2 separate regions of the Homo sapiens genome follow, and region 2 is linked to region 1. A link is an interaction called in ENCODE POLR2A ChIA-PET data of the cell type or tissue named here. Cell type or tissue: endothelial cell of umbilical vein. All regions are shown on one strand.

Region 1 (2,500 bases):
ACCTTGTGATCCGCCCGCATCGGCCTCCCGAAGTGCTGGGATTACAGGTATGGGCCACTGCATTTTTCTTATCACCCATTCTCATTAGCCTACAGCAGGGATTGGCAAACTGTTTACTGTAAAGAACCAGATGGTAAAATACTGTAGGTTTCGGCAGGGCCATATGGTCTGTTACAAAGACTCAACTCTGCTGTAAAGTAGCCATAGATAATACAAAAATGGTGGGCGTGGCTGTATGCCGATAAAACTTTATCTAAAAAGACAATCAGGCCCATTTGAACTCCTGTCCTGTAGAGCAGTGGCTGTCAAGGTGTGGCCCAGGCCAGCAGCATCACAGGACCTGGGGACTTGTTAGAATTGCAGATTCTGACCAGGCGTAGTGGCTCACACCTATAATCCCAATACTTTGAGAGGCCAAGGTGGAAGGATTGTTTGAGGAGTTCAAGACCAGCCTGGGCAACATAGCGAGACCCCGTCTCTACAAAAAAAAATACAAAAATTAGCTAGGCGTGGTAGCATATGCCTGTATTCCCAGCTACTCAGTAGACTTGAGGATTGCTTGAGACCTGGAAGGTTGGAGCTGCAGTGAGCCGTGATTGCGCCACTGCACTCCAGCCTGGGTGACAGAGCGAGACCCTGTTTCAGTAATAAATAAATTAAAAGTACAGATTCTCGGGTCTACTCCAGACCTGCTGAATCAGAAAATACGCGGGCAGGCCCAGCCGCCTGTGCCTTCACCAGCTCTCCTGGTTAAGGCCTGAGAACCCTGCTACGGAACCCCGAGTACCTTTCAGAACATGTTGACCTCATTCGCAGGGATCAGTGGCCCTTTGTCATCTGGTCTCTGGCCAGTGTCCCTCCCTCATCTGGTGGACTTGGTACTGATGCCGAACCACCTGTGGGTTCCAAACGTGCCATTGTTTCTCCCACCCACGCATTTGCACAAATGTGGTCCTGTGTGGCTCACTCCCTTTTCTGCCGCCACCTTCTCCCCCACTGCGCCATGCTGGTCTCAGCTCGGGGCTTACCTGGTCCCAGAGGTGTGTTGGGAGGTCCCCACCCCTTGCCTCTGCCCGTTGCCTTTTCCACCCCTGCACTGGGTGTGCATAGGTGCGCAGGGCACGTGTGTGTCCTCTGCGGTCACTGACTTGATTGTCTGCCTTTCCCAGGAGGACATGGGCTCTGTCGGGACATTTTATCCGTCTGTTTACAACATGAAATAGACACCTCCGAAATGTGTGTGTGTTCCGTAAATGAAGGAGCAGAGGGACCCCTTCGGAGCATCTCAGAGGCCAGGAAGCCTGGCTTCTGGCCGCCCTGCCCGCTCCTCACGTGTGAGGGGAACTGGGGAAGTCGAGTCAGCCCGCTGGGGTTCCTGATTCTCTGCGGTTCTGGGAAGAGCTTGCAGTGGAAGGCCTCCCAGCCATTTCCTCTTCTCCCCCAACTGTGACTCACTGATTGATTAATGTTTGGAAATTGTGACTCATCTTGTTAGAGAAGGAAAAGGAAATTTTATTCTCTTCATTCTCCCTCCCTTTCAAATAAGTAATAAATAAAAAGTGGCTGATCTTCCACTTGGTGCGGTAAGAAGCATTTAAATACATTCCCGGCCCTCATAATTGGTGGCTTCTTGGAGAAAGGTACTTATTAGAAGAAAAACACTTCCCTATGTGTTGTTGTTCGGCCTTCTCGTTGATGAAATTACACGGTGAGTTGGTGAGCGAATTTACCTTGCCCCTTTTTAAAGGTATTTGTGGCAGCTCTTGTTGTAGGAATCAGGGGAGAGGAGCCACTTCTCTTTTAGTAAGAAATGCGAAGAGTGGCCTCTCCATCTTCAGAGTTTCAAAATGAGTTCACTCTGGTGGTGAGTAATGATGTCTTAAGCTGGCTTATTAAAGGCGGAGGAATAAGATGTTCTTGCTTTACCTCACGTACCAAATATAGATAAGGCGCTGGATCAGCAGAGCCTCAGGCCCGTGCCAGGACACAGTCGGGCCTGGCGATGTCTGTTTTGTCTCACGACTGGAGGGTTGAAGGGGAAGCACAGCCTTTGCTTTTAAGGGTTTTCTTCTGGGAAATCCACAAAAAAAAAAAAAGCATTTGTTCACTTCTCACGTTGTGATGTTGAAATTATGGCTTGGAGTTTTACATTTGCCTTTTAATTCTCTTTATGGGCAGCATGTCTGTATGTCTTAGGCTCTTGGTTCTGGAAGACCAAGTAAATTCAGTATCTTTTCAAATTGTAACCCTCTGGTCTGGGTAACACAGCAAGACCCCCATCTCTACAAAAAAAATTTTTTTAAGTCAGCCAGGCATGGTGGTGCACACCTGTAGTCCCAGCTACTCAGGAGGCTGAGACGGGAGGATCACCTGAGACACGAGTTTATGTGTCTGAGACGCCTGAGACAGGAGTTTATGACCATCCTGGGCAACATAACAAGAGCCCATCTCTATGACAAAATGTGAAAATTAGCCAGGTACAGTGGTGCACACGTGTAGC
Region 2 (2,500 bases), 230 kb after region 1:
GCACCATCATAGCTCACTGTAGCCTCGACCTCCCTGGCTCAAGGAATCCTCCCACCTCAGCCTCCCAAGTAGTCGGGACTACAGGCACACGCCACCACACCCGGCGAATTTTTATATCTTTTGTAGAGATGGGGTCTTGCTATGTTGCCCAGGCTGGTGTCGAACTCCTGGGCTCAAGTGATCCTCCCACCTCAGTCTCCCCTAGTGCTGGGGTTACAGGCGTGAAACACCATGCCCTGCAGTAGATAGACATAGTTTATAGATTAAACACCTAATTTGCTAAAGCCAAAATAGTTGGCATTGTAAAGTTTATTATCATTTAAGTCTTAGCCAGGCTTTTAAGAGCTTCAAATAGACAATTCTTCTGGCATTTCAGGACCCAGCTGGGGAGCACCAGCTAGGTTTCTGGAGCCATGTGGGCTCCGTGTATCTTTTCCATCGTATTATTACAACAGGCGTGTTTGATTGGCACTTGATCATCCTACATCTCACCACTGTCCTTTGAAAACCCATATTCATTCTGAATCTCCCCATTCTTCAGATGAGAAATGTGAGGCCCAAACAGGCTAAGGTTATCCAAGGTCACAGTCAGCTAGGGTAGGACCAGGTTGGCAGCCAGGTCTCTGACACTTGGCCTTTTCTTACCTGTCTGTGTAAAGCCCACGTGTGTTCCTTAGATTCATGCATTTTATTTTATTTTATTTTTAAAGACAGGATCTTGCTCTTTTGCCCCAGGATGGAGTACAGTGGCGTGATCATAATTCACTGCAGCCTCAACCTCCAGGGCTCAAGTGATCCTCCCACTTTAGCCTCCCAAGTAGCTGGAACTACAGGTGTGCACCACCACACCCAGTTAATTTTTAAATTTTTGTAGAGACAGGGTCTCTCTATGTTGCCCCTGCTGGTCTTGAACTCCTAGGCTCAAGCAATCCTCCTGCCTCGGCCTCCCAAAGTGCTGGGATTCAAGGCATGACTCACTGCACCCAGCCAGACAAGTGCATTTTTCAGGAAGATGACCAGTTCCCAGATTCTCTTTCCACAGCCTTGGACATGAAGTTACCCTTGACAGCGGGAGCCACTCCAGGGCACATGTGCTCTTTCTCTGTGGCTCTGCTACAGAATAGCGGGGACCCTGGGAGGTGACAGGCTGAGATCCGCAGACCTTCACGAACAGAGCCCCTGGAGAAACAGAACCAGAGACTCTCTTCAGATCCAATGTAGCCAGATTCAACCCCACCTAGCAGGGATGTAGTAATTGTAGTAACAAGGACAGTAACAGTGCTAACCACCATTTACAGAGCACTTTGCCATGTGCCCACACTGTACTAAGCTCTAAGTACCCAATATTTTTTTAATCCTCATCAAAGCACTGTAACATATAAACATGATCCCCATTTTATAGATAAGGAAACTGAGGCTTGGAGAAGTCAAGTCTGGGTGGGTAGGTTGGTTGGTTGGTTGATTGGTTGATTTATTTATGTATTTAGAGACAGGGTCTCACTCTTTTGCCTGGGGTGGAGTGGCACCATCACAGCTCACTGGAGCCTCCACCTCCCAGACTCAAGTGATCCTCCTGCCCCAGCCTCCTGAGTAGCTGGGACTGCCGGCACATGCTAACACACCCAGCTAATGTTTTGGGGTTTTTTTTTTGTTTTTTTTTTTTGGTAGAGACGGGGTCTTGCTATGTTGTCGTGCTTATCTTGAACTCCTATGCTCAAGCGAGCTACCACACCTGACCCAAGATGTTGAGTCTTATCTAGGTTCACCCTGCAAGTACGTGGTGGAGCCAGGATCTGTCGGACTCTGGAGTCCAGGTTTGCAGAGAGCCCCCGGCTCATCCTGGCCTCTCCGGCATCTCACTTCCTCCCTGCAGGCACGTAGGACCGGCCTCAGCTCTGTCAAGATCTGCACTGTAGGACCCCAGAGATTTTTTTCTTTCTTTGGGTAGTCAGACCCATCTGCAAAAGTTTTGCAATCATGAAATCAGATAGCGTATGAAATGCTAGGAATAAGCGCAGGTCTAGCATACCACGCGGCCAGCGGTAGCGTGACCTGACAGGAGGAGTGCGTCTTCAGAGACATTGGGAAACTGGCGTGCCTGTCGCCCGTCCCAGGGTCAGAGTCTTCGAAACCAGGCTTTCTGGGAACCCAACAAGGAGTTTCTGATCGAAGAACCGCACTGAGGACAGTTAGTCTTTTTTCCACACTGGGCATTTTCAGCATTGGAAGTCAATGGGAGCCCTGCGTCTGCAGGTTTTGAGATGTGGCACTCACAGCAGGGTCACTAGAATGGAGACATCCATGGGACCAGGTTACAGGCGCTCCGGCAGTTGGGAGAAGCGTCGCCAAGCAGCCTCCCCTAGGCTCCATCCAGCTTGTCTGCCCAAGACAGAAAACGTCATAGAAGGTTTACAGAAGAGATCTTGGGGACTTCCTAGTTCAACTGCCCCTAGGTAGATGGCAGAACCCTCAATGGAAGCTGTTTAGCTCTCAGCAAAAC

Evidence for each region. Peaks named below come from ENCODE experiments on the same cell type or tissue, not always from the same donor. Only the 100,000 strongest peaks of a DNase experiment are listed, where the experiment ranks them.
Region 2: POLR2A ChIA-PET joins it to region 1 with 6 read pairs; 4 of 35 experiments call an interaction of 5 or more read pairs at or near these places.

The regions. Positions count from the first base shown.
Region 1 is chr7:101,951,738-101,954,237 of GRCh38, forward strand. All of the region lies in intron 2 of CUX1 (cut like homeobox 1), which reads left to right. Among named protein-coding and RNA genes, the nearest start is that of CUX1, 140 kb to the left of the region's middle. RefSeq lists enhancers at 581-1,107, 752-1,951, 1,108-1,633, 1,292-1,586. In endothelial cell of umbilical vein, no CTCF peak of the experiment used is centred here; a DNase peak (open chromatin) is centred at 1,454; H3K27ac peaks cover 1,740 bases.
Region 2 is chr7:102,183,957-102,186,456 of GRCh38, forward strand. All of the region lies in intron 11 of CUX1 (cut like homeobox 1), which reads left to right. Among named protein-coding and RNA genes, the nearest start is that of SH2B2, 100 kb to the right of the region's middle. In endothelial cell of umbilical vein, no CTCF peak of the experiment used is centred here; no DNase peak of the experiment used is centred here.